Regions from separate parts of the Homo sapiens genome. Here region 1 is linked to region 2. A link is a loop called in an ENCODE intact Hi-C map of the cell type or tissue named here. Cell type or tissue: ascending aorta. All regions are shown on one strand. Region 1 overlaps PHC2 (polyhomeotic homolog 2). Region 2 holds the start of ZNF362 (zinc finger protein 362).

Region 1 (5,000 bases), 84 kb after region 2:
AGATCAGCGGAATCAACTCTGCCGATCAATGGGGTGACAGGTGTTGCAGCCAGATGGCCCTCACATCCATGTTTGAGAACGTAGAAAAAACCCCTTTCCCTCACAATCTATGAATAACTAGGAGGACTGAGTTGATGATTCAATCAAATTAAGTTTCTGTGCTTTTAAATTTTAAATATTTAACTCTGCCTTTACACAATTACATTTTCTCTGCTTTTATGTTTTGCATATGCTAAGAAACATCTATTTTATTTAAAATGAATTACTAACATAGATTACTATGAAAGCTAAAATTTTGTTTTTTAGATGATGGCTATTTCCTCCCAATTAGAGCCTGGTAAAAAATATTCCCTGATGAGTCTAATGAACTGCAGATTATACAATTATAGGATTGGAAAGTCTGGTTCGATCTCTTGCCAATGCTTGAAAATTTTCTATAATATGCCCACCCAATGATTTTCTGGCATTTGTTTGAATACCTCCAGCGACAAAGAAACTCACTACTCTGGAAGCAGTTTGTTCCCACCTTGGACGGCTCATTAGTGATTCCTTATATAACGAGCCCAAAATCTGTCTTTCTATTAATTTCTGCCCAGTTATCCTCGTTCTGTTCCTTAAACTCACAGAGAACAAGGCCAATCAGATTTGTCTAACAGGCAGAGACACGGGCTTAGACCTGGCTTAGAGACTGGTCTCTATCATTGAGTCAACTGCGGGCAAGTCATTGTCCCTCTCTAAGCCTCAGCTTCACTGGCTGTGAAATAAGGATCCTACGCCTACCTTAGAGTGCTGCTGTGAGGACTAATGAGCCAGTGAAAGGCAGTGCGTGCTAGCTTACGAGAAAATGCTTGAGAATGCTCCTGGTGTCATGAAGGATGTCACTCATGACCACAGTCTTCTCTCCTCCAGGACAAAGCCCTTCTGTTCTTTCAGGTATTTCTTACATAAAAAGGCTACAAATTCGTAATCATCCTAGGCCCTCTCTGCCCACATCTTTTAACATCAGGTACCTAGTTAATACTAAGCATCATCTGTCAGGTGTAGTCATGTAAGAGATCTGGTTGGTAAGATTTTTGGTTTTCTGTGTTTGCTTTAAAGACAGTCACATCTCTGACTGAGAGCATAGGTAGAAAGTATTAATTCCCTTGTTTCAGTTTAATGAATTCTTCCATGGAATTAATCCATTCTCCTCTTAATTCTGGGATCACTCCCACCTCCTGCCTCTTTCGCTGATAGTCATCAGAAAACAGCCCCCCTCTGACCTTGTCTTTTGTGGGATCCCTCTATCCTTGCTTGACTTCCCTGCCTCCATCCCCCACTCCTGTCTCAGATCTATGCCTATTAATGTTCACTGCAAGACAGAAGATCACTCTTGAGGTCAGAGTCTGTCTTCATGCCAGATACATTCGTGAGCAGATATGGTCACCAGCTCAAAGGCTACAGAGCCAATGCTTAACTCTGGGAAGCAAAACTTTTTGGAATTTGAGGTTGTTTTTTAAAAAAGATCTTGTTAAGAGAGAGAACACACTAAAAAACTCTTGCACCACATTAGAAACTACCACTCCCCATTGTAACCCAGGGCAGATCAAAGGAGAGACAGAATCCAAGGGACAGATGGGAGAGTGTTTTATGAATATACAAAGGTTCACAGCTACTTCGCTTTGCAGTCATCTTGTAGACCAATAGCTCCTCATCTGCTTTAGTAACAAAGGAGTTTGGGCTATTCCTGGAATGACCGAACACAATCTCGCCCCCTGCCAAGCTCAGCACACTGAGATTAATTTAATCTGCTTCCCGCTCTCCCAGACTGCTTTGCGGCCTTTGGGGAAAAGCAGCTTAACAGTGAAACTTGCAGAAACCTGCCCTGCTGGCCCTGAGGCCAGATAAAAGAGACAAAGAAATACTCTGAATTTGGTTCCTTACTCAATTCCCTTGACCAGTTCAGAGGCTATAAGTGCTGCCGGGCATTCCCACAGGTCTCAAATGCCTGTATACAGTCAGGCACCTGAAACCGAAAGGTGGAGGCAGGATAAGGCCGATGGGAGAGGCTGGGGGAGGGGAGTAAAGCTAGGCTTCGGTGGGGGAAGGGGGAGGTAAAATCTTGGCCTTTAGTTGACGCTGACCACAAAGGGCCAAGTATTCCGGTCAGAATGAACAGAGCAGCATGTTCCACGGAGTCTTGCCTAACATATGTCTCAACTTCTAGGCTGTTTCTCATTTCTGGTCTCATTCACAGGCTCTGGTACAAACAGCCCTTACAGGGGTGGGAGAAAACAGGAAGGACTACTCAGCTCCTGTTTGTGAAATTATCTGCTTTGGGACTGGTCACGTCTCCTAAGCAGAGCAGACTTCTCTAGGCAGGGGGCTACCACTCACTCAGTCACCTCGAGATCTTCAGGGGCTAACCCCATGTCCAAAATATGACAGGTGCTTAATGACCACTAAACTGGAATGTGTGGCATCCATGATCTCAGTCTTCACTGTCTACATATAGAATACAGGGCTGCCTAGTGCCAAGATAAGCAATTTGGCACTAGCTGAGATTTACAAGTTGCTTTCTGAAGCTATGATGTTTTGAGAGCAGCTAGGCTGGTGGTACCTGCCTACCGGAGCGGCATTTCTAGATACCTGATTATGAAGAATAAGAGCTATTTTTTGGCCCATGTCTTCCTGTTACAGTGGGGATTTCCTCAACAGAAAAGAGGTACAGGTGGACCTCTGAATTCCCTGTCCCCTTTGAAACATTTTTGCCAGACCCAGGCACTTGGCAAGGCAGGATGACCTCTAGAGGCAGAGGCAGGGAGGCTCCTAGGACCAGTGGGTTGATGTCCAGAGCTGACGGGCTCTCCAGCCTGCTGAGGACAGACGTCAGGCTGGTGCCAGTTATGCACAATTGGGCCACTTCAGAGCCAGTGCTGATGTTTTGTTTTGTTATACTGGAATACAGCTTAGTACAGGTTAAGTATCCCTTATCCAAAATGCCTGGGACCAGAAGTGTTTTTAATTTTGGATTTTTTCAGGTTTTAGAATATTTGCATTATACTTACTGGTTGAGCATCCCAAATCCAAAAATCTGAAACGCTCCAATGAGCATTTCCTTTGAGTATCACGTAGGTGCTCAAAAAGTTTGGGATTTTGGAGCATTTTGGATCTGGGATGCTCAATCTGTACTAACATCTGCAACAGGTATTTCAGATGGCCTAGCACTCATTCTATCTGACCCTAAGATAGCCTGAAGACATGGCTTCAAAGGCAATGGAGACCAAACGGAGCTTTTCCTTCTACCCCCTCACCTTGGTCAATGGCTGATTTCCACCTTATCATGAGAAGGGAGTATGTATTTTAACTTAAAAGACTTCTATTTACTGTTTGGTTGCAGTAGGAGTATGACAGAGCTAATGAAATGAATAAAGAATTTAAAGAAGCAGAGTAGATGATAACATGGCTCATTTTCTTACAACAAATTCTGCTCAACAAATGGCAAACAAGGTCACCTATAAAACCCAAAGCACACTCTCCAAGCCCCCAGCACTGAAGTCACGCTCACTGTGCTGCAGTTCAGCAGGCCCAGCCATGTGGCCAGGGTGGTCTCTGCAGGGTTCCCAAGGAACCATTTGCTCTAGAAACCGCCTCAGTGGAGCACTGCAGAGTGATGCCCAGTTAAACCATATCCAGGAGACAGCAGCAAACACAGCACATACCTGGTCCAAGCAACAGGCCGTACTGCAGTGCGGTAAGCTGAGGACAGAGTGCCCAGTCCTCATGGAAAGATCTGGGGCCACGCTTTACAATTTCTTTGGTTATATTTGGGCCCCCAAAGAAATTAATGCCACTGAAAGTGAGGAAGGCAAGAGATTTCACAAACACCTGTTTGTTGACACCTTCCCCCAGGGCGGGGTAAGTGAAGGGTAGGAAAGTGACTGAGAGGGAGTTGCGGGGAGGAGGGAGGGGAACAGGCAGGCTGAGCTCTATCTGGGACCCTGACAGAGTCCATCAATTAGAGATTCATTTGGTTAACAATTTCTTTAAAATGCAAGTATACATCTTACAGTCATTCACACTTTACTGTGAATTACTCGACTCAGATAAACAGATTGCTTTCCTCCCAATTTAGGGATGGGGTGGGGGAGGGGGTGGGTAGTGATTGTTTTGGATCACGGGGCACTAGATCCCAGAGGATTAAAGTTAGAAAGGCCCTGAGTTTAACATCTTAAATGTCCTAGATGAAGCAACTTGGCCTCAGAGGTGAGGTGATTTGCCCAAGGTCACAAAAGGTCACAAAAAAAGACTCTAGGCTTAAATCCCATCCTGTAATGCTGGGCAAGTTACTCTAGGCCTGTTTCCTCATCTATGAAATGGGGTACTTATATCTGTCTTACATATAGCTGTGGTGAGGATTAAATAATGTAATGCAGGCACAACACACTGGACTAGGCTGAGCTTGGACACAGGCAGTGGCAGAACCCACACTAGAACCCAGTGCTTTAGACTTTTCCGGGTGGGCCACACAGGTGGAGGGAGGGCTGCGCTGATTAGCCGTGGATAGCACGAGGGCACTTGGGAAAAGAGGACAAGACATGTAAACTGTATTCTGGGACCTTCTGAGGCAGAGGCCAGATATCACATGTGGGCTGGAGCATTTGGGTTGGGAAGCACAGGATGATCTAGATGAGTGATTCCCAAATTGGGATTCCTGGATGACTAAGCAGGATCCCTGAATCTAGTTAATCAGGACGCACAAGCTGGATTCAATATCTGAAGAAGCCGAAAAGGAAACAGCACATAATATATACCTTCAGGAGGGCAAAACATGCTATTATTTAATATCATGTTACCATGTTTCCCAAATTCTAAAATGCAGTCAGTTGTTAAGATGACCCATTTCCCCCACAACGAATTTACACATTGATTACGTGTGCGTCTCAAGTACAGATTGTAAAAGTGTGCATTTTAGAATAAAACAAACGAATGCCATTTATTTGGAAGACAGTATCTTGTAA
Region 2 (5,000 bases):
ACTCTTGTGCTATGTCACTGAGATTTTGGAGTTCTTTGTTACTGCGGCATAGTCTGGTTAAGACAGTGCTCTATTTGTGCAGAGCTGGGGTCTTCCTCACTGCTGCCTCTCCAGAGCCTGGGACCCTAACTGAAACACTGGAGTAGGTGCTTTGTAAATACTTGAATGAGTGAAAAAACAGAAAGTGTGAGACATGGTTCCTTCCTTAAATAATGTACTCTAATCCAAGAGATTGATTCTTATACACACAATAGTTAGAATACAATTAGGGGCTAACTGCTAAAAAAAGAAAGGGAGAGGGGTTAATGGGCTGGAGCTGCCATGGAGGGCCTCCTAGAGGAAAGCTTTGCAGAATTGGAGAGGATGACAGTGGGCTTGCTGTCCATCCATTCAGCAAACATTTATTCCGATGCATCGTGATGAGTGTGTTGCCAGCAGTGTGGCAGAAGGACCATGGACACCTTGGGAACCAAAGGAAAGTGCCCTTTCTATGTGAAGGATCTAGAATGGCTTCATACAGGAGGTGATGTTTGAGCTGACTTGATAAGTAAGTATTCACTACAGAGATGAGATGAGGAGAAAAGGACTAAGAATACCAGACAGAGGGAACAGCATGAGCAGAGGCCAGGCATCATGAAGGTGGATGGTGTGTTCAGAGACAGGGCAGCATCTAGTATGGCTGGATTTGGGGGGAAAGGGGGATGGGTGCCAGTGGCAAAGAGCTGAGCTCAGTCTCTCCATCCCTAGCTTCCTGCACCTCACCCCAACTGCCTCCAACCAAATCATATTAATAGCATCTTGGAAGGTTCTGGAAGGCTTTTAAGAAAATGTCTAAGCTAAGACCTGAAGGATAAATTGAAGGTGGTCAGAAAAGGTGAGGCGAAAGGGCAAGGGAGGGTGTTCCAGGCAGAGGGAACAGCATATGCAAAGTCCTCAGAAGTGAGATAGCAAGGCCTTAGATGGCAGCTCACTTTGGCTGGCTGGAGCACAGCTTTCCAGGTGGCTAGGGAGGAGACTCGTGGGGCAAAGGTGGGCCAGCATGTACCCTTCCCCCATAAATCCCTTCCAAAGGCCCCAGCTCAGCACTCAAGGCCTTCAGGATCCTGTCTCCCATCTGCCTCTCCATTCTAAACTTCTGTGCCTTTGCATGTGCTGTTCTAAGTGCCTAGAATGATGATGATAATGATGATATTGATGATAACATAACTTTTTTGAGCGCTTAGAATGTGTTAGGTGCTGTGATGGGCATTATTTCATTGAACTGCTCAGCAATGCCGTGATTAATACCTTTTAAAATTAATTAATGCCTTAATTAATTAAAGGTATTAATTTTAAAATTTATAGACTTTATGTTTTAGAACATTTTTAGATTTATAGAAAAATTGAGATGATATTACAGACAGTTCCCATATATACCTCCTCTAATTTTCCTATGAGTAATACCTTATGTTACTATTTGTTACGATTTGTTATAATTCTTGGTAGATACTTTCCTTGACACATTATTGTTATTAATAACTAAATTCCATAGTTTATTTAGATTGTTTTTACCTAATATCTTTTACATTTAGTAGTTCGTCTGTTTTTTTTTTTTGAGACAGAGTTTCACTCTTGTTGCCCAGGCTGGAGTGCAGTGGCCCAATCTCGGCTCACTGCAACTTCCACCTCTGGAGTTCAAGCCATTCTTCTGCCTCAGACTCCTGAGTAGCTGAGACTACAGGCACGTGCCACGCCTGGCTAATTTTTGTATTTTTAGTAGAGATGGGGTTTCACCACGTTGGTCAGGCTGGTCTTAAAGTCTGACCTGGTGATCCTCCCGCCTCGGCCTCCCAAAGTGCTGGAATTACAGGCATAAGCCACTGCACCCGGCCGTGTCTTTAGGCTCCTCTCTGGCTGTGATGGTTTCTCGGACTTTCCTTGATTTGGATGACCTTGATAGTTTTGAGGGGTACTGGTCAGCCAGCAATTTTGTTGGATAGCCCACTCTTGGAGTCTGTCTGTTTTTCTCACAAGGCTGGGGTTATGGGTTATTGGGAGGAAGACCACAAAGGTAAAGTGTCATTTTCATCACATAGTATCAAGCACATATCAACATGATTTGTGGCTGTTGATCTTGGCCTTGATCACTTGTCTGAGTAGCAGTCATCAGCTCTCTCCCTGTAAAGTTACTCCTTTCCTCTCCCTTTCCATATTGTGCGCTTGGGGAGGACGTCACTATCTGCAGCCTACTCCTAAAGAGTAGGGAGTGATGCTCCCCCTCCCTGATTGTCTACATAAATTATTTGGAATTCTTCTGCACAGACAATTTGTCTCTTCTCTCCCGTTTATTAATTTATTATCTCATTGAATTTCTCAACAATGGGTTGGTCCTCTGATTATCGTCATTTCTGGAAACTGGAAGGCCTTCCTTTCTTCCCCACCTCGCTCACCCCAGAGCCAATTTCTGAAGCCCTCTCCACCTCTCCAGGAAAGAGTGGCCTCCTCTGTGCTCTCCCGCCATGCTTTAACATTCCAACTAATTCATGCCACACAGATTTCTTGTGCCCCTGCTCTGTGCCAGGCACTGTGCTTGGGGATTGAGAACAAGCAGTCCCTATGGGCCCTGTCTTCGAGTTGCTCACAGTGTTTGCCATCCTGTGCTGGACTAGAATCTTCGTGAGGGCAGGGGCATTATCCAGTTTTTTAATAGCTGTGCTCCAGCCAACCAGCTATTAAAAACAGTGGTTGATGTTTACTAGGTCCTCTATGAATATTTACTGAATTTGGAAATGCTTCCTGGAGGACAAACGCTGGCAGATGATTGTTTATCTCTGTGCCCTTCCCGGGGGACTGTGCGCTCCCTGAGGGCAGGGCCAGCCCTGATCCATCCTGGCCCAGCGGTCGGGGGGTGGTGGATGCCATAGAAATCTAAGCCGGTGAAGGGATCCTGGAACCGGCTGCCTCCTCAGGTAGAAGTGTAAGTTTGGAAGCTGACACAGCTCGGGAGGCCGAATCAGGAGGACTTGGTGACTGATTGGCTGGGGAGGGTGAGGCGGGAGGAGGAGTCACACAGATGGCTCTGAGGTCTGGAGCCGGGGGACAGCCGGTGCCACCTCTGATAGACTCTGCGAGAGGAGCCACTGCCAGCTTCGGGCCGCCCCATCCGTCGGGGATCCGGCCTAGGGCTAGGGAGGGGTGGCTGGGCCTGTGCAAACTTCTACTCCCCACCCCTATGTCCTCGTCTTAAAAAAAAAATCGGCCTGGATTTTGAGCAGGTCGTTATCAGGGGTGAGGGTCCATCCTGGGGGTCCCCTCCAGGCGGCCGTCTTCGAGGGAGACCCCCAGGGGCAGCCTGGCACCGCGCGGGCTCGGCCTGGTCAGGGCCGTGGCCCGCCAGGCCCAAGTCCCCAGCCTGCCATCACCCAGGAGTGGGGTGGCGAGGCGGCCGCCGGGCCTGGGCAGGACAATGGCCACGGCCGCCGGGGCCCCGGGAGCCCCCGCGCTGGGGAAGGGGCTGTCCTAGGGCCGGGCGCCGGTGCCCTCCCCGCGCGGCTCAGGCGGGCGGAGGGGGGCGAGGAGTTCCTTTGTGGCTCTGCCTCCGGCGCGGCGCGGGCGGGGGGCGCAGCGCAACTTTGCCAGGCGGTGGCGGCGGCGGCGGCGGCGGCGACGGCGAGCGCGAGACGAGGCCCCGGGGCCCGAGTGGGGGCCCCAGCGCGCGGCCCGCCCCCGCCCCCCGCCCGGCCCCCTCCCCTCTCGCGCAGTCGCCAGCGCCCGGCGCTGCCCACTCGCGGGAGCCCCCGGGGCCGGACGGGCTGCGCAGCCGGAGAGGCGGGGGCCCGACGCGGCCCCCCCGGAGCCGGGCGCCTGGCGCGGGGGCTCGCCGAGCGCACTGGGGGCCGCGCGGCGCTGCAGACCCAGCCTCCCGCCGCCGCCGCCGCCGCCGCCTCGGCGCTTGCAGAACCCAGAAGTGAACAGCAGGCGACCCGGAAGGTTTGCGCGCGGCTCCGCAGCGAGCCAGAGCCGGAGCCCGAGCCCGGAGCCTGTGCCGGAGCCCCAGCCCGGCCCTGCTCGGGCCGCCGGGCGCGGGGCTGCGGCCGCGTCCCGGAGGCGCCGCCAGCACAGCCAGGTCCGTGCGGGCCCGGGGCGCGCGGGGAGCGGGCCCAGCGGCGGCGGGCGCCTGCCCGCGGGAAAGTTGCGCCGAGTTGCGGGCGGGGGCCGGGCCGGGGCGCGGGCGCTGTCAGCGCGGGCCGGGGCGCTCCGAGGGCCCGGGGCCGCCTGCGCCTCGGGCCCGGCCCAGAGCGGCGGCGGCGGCGGCGGCAGCGGGGCGCGCGGGGTAGGAAGTGTCTCCCGCGGCGTGTCTGGGGCTGGTCTCCGAGTGTGTGTGCGTGTGTGTGTGTGCGCGCGCGTGTGTGTGTGTTTTCTTAAGCCGGGCTATTCAAACCCTGCTGCAATTCTCCGGTAAACAATGATTCATGGGGCATAATGCAAATAAACGGATTGCAAACGGCGCGGTTCGCGCACTTTGCAGCCGGCCCGGTGGAGCAGCCAGTGCCGGATTTCTCCCTTTTTTTGCAGATCTGCAGAATATGGCGTCCCTGTCCTGTTTTAAAAATAAGCCAGGCTGCCATTTTTGTTTTTCTTTTGTCTGAAAATTTTAATAAAACTGTCTGAGAATGTGGGAGAGGCGGCTGGAAGCAGAGGGGGCACCCGAAGGGTTGGCTTTTTTCCTTTTCTTTGGCGAGAGCCGCGAGCCTTTCGGGGAGGTGAGACACAATGCAATTGCACTTTAAAGAAAAAAAAAAAGGGAAGCTGCCGGGCGATTTGAGGGGGGAGGGCTGGGAATTTAAAGTTAACTCCGAAAGTTTGCTTTGCTTTGCTTCTCTTTCTTTCTTTCTTTCTTTTTTTTTTTTTTTGGAAGGCGGTGAAATGCCGCGAAAGGATCTCGAGGCCCATTTCTCCCCCAGCCAGCTGCCTTTGCAGGATTTTTGGGAAAAGTTAACTGCCGGTTTCCTCAGAGCTGC

The links. Hi-C counts contacts between places; a loop is a spot of excess contacts. Peaks named below come from ENCODE experiments on the same cell type or tissue, not always from the same donor. Only the 100,000 strongest peaks of a DNase experiment are listed, where the experiment ranks them.
Region 1: a loop joins it to region 2, with 2.0 times the contacts of the local background. A loop is called at or near these places in 13 of 110 quality-filtered maps.

What each region holds. Positions count from the first base shown.
Region 1 is chr1:33,336,797-33,341,796 of GRCh38, forward strand. All of the region lies in intron 9 of PHC2 (polyhomeotic homolog 2), which reads right to left. It also overlaps the pseudogene RN7SKP16. Among named protein-coding and RNA genes, the nearest start is that of MIR3605, 6.8 kb to the left of the region's middle. In ascending aorta, a CTCF peak has its summit at 2,777 (motif pointing left); DNase peaks (open chromatin) are centred at 1,386, 1,807, 2,205 and 2,829; H3K4me3 peaks cover 3,397 bases; H3K27ac peaks cover 5,000 bases.
Region 2 is chr1:33,252,550-33,257,549 of GRCh38, forward strand. It overlaps ZNF362 (zinc finger protein 362), which reads left to right and starts at 3,943. Exons shown (of 9, transcript NM_152493.3): 1 at 3,943-4,105. RefSeq lists silencers at 3,332-3,431, 3,874-3,933 and an enhancer at 4,399-4,693. In ascending aorta, no CTCF peak of the experiment used is centred here; DNase peaks (open chromatin) are centred at 3,042, 3,962, 4,432, 4,695 and 1 weaker place; H3K4me3 peaks cover 2,439 bases; H3K27ac peaks cover 2,305 bases.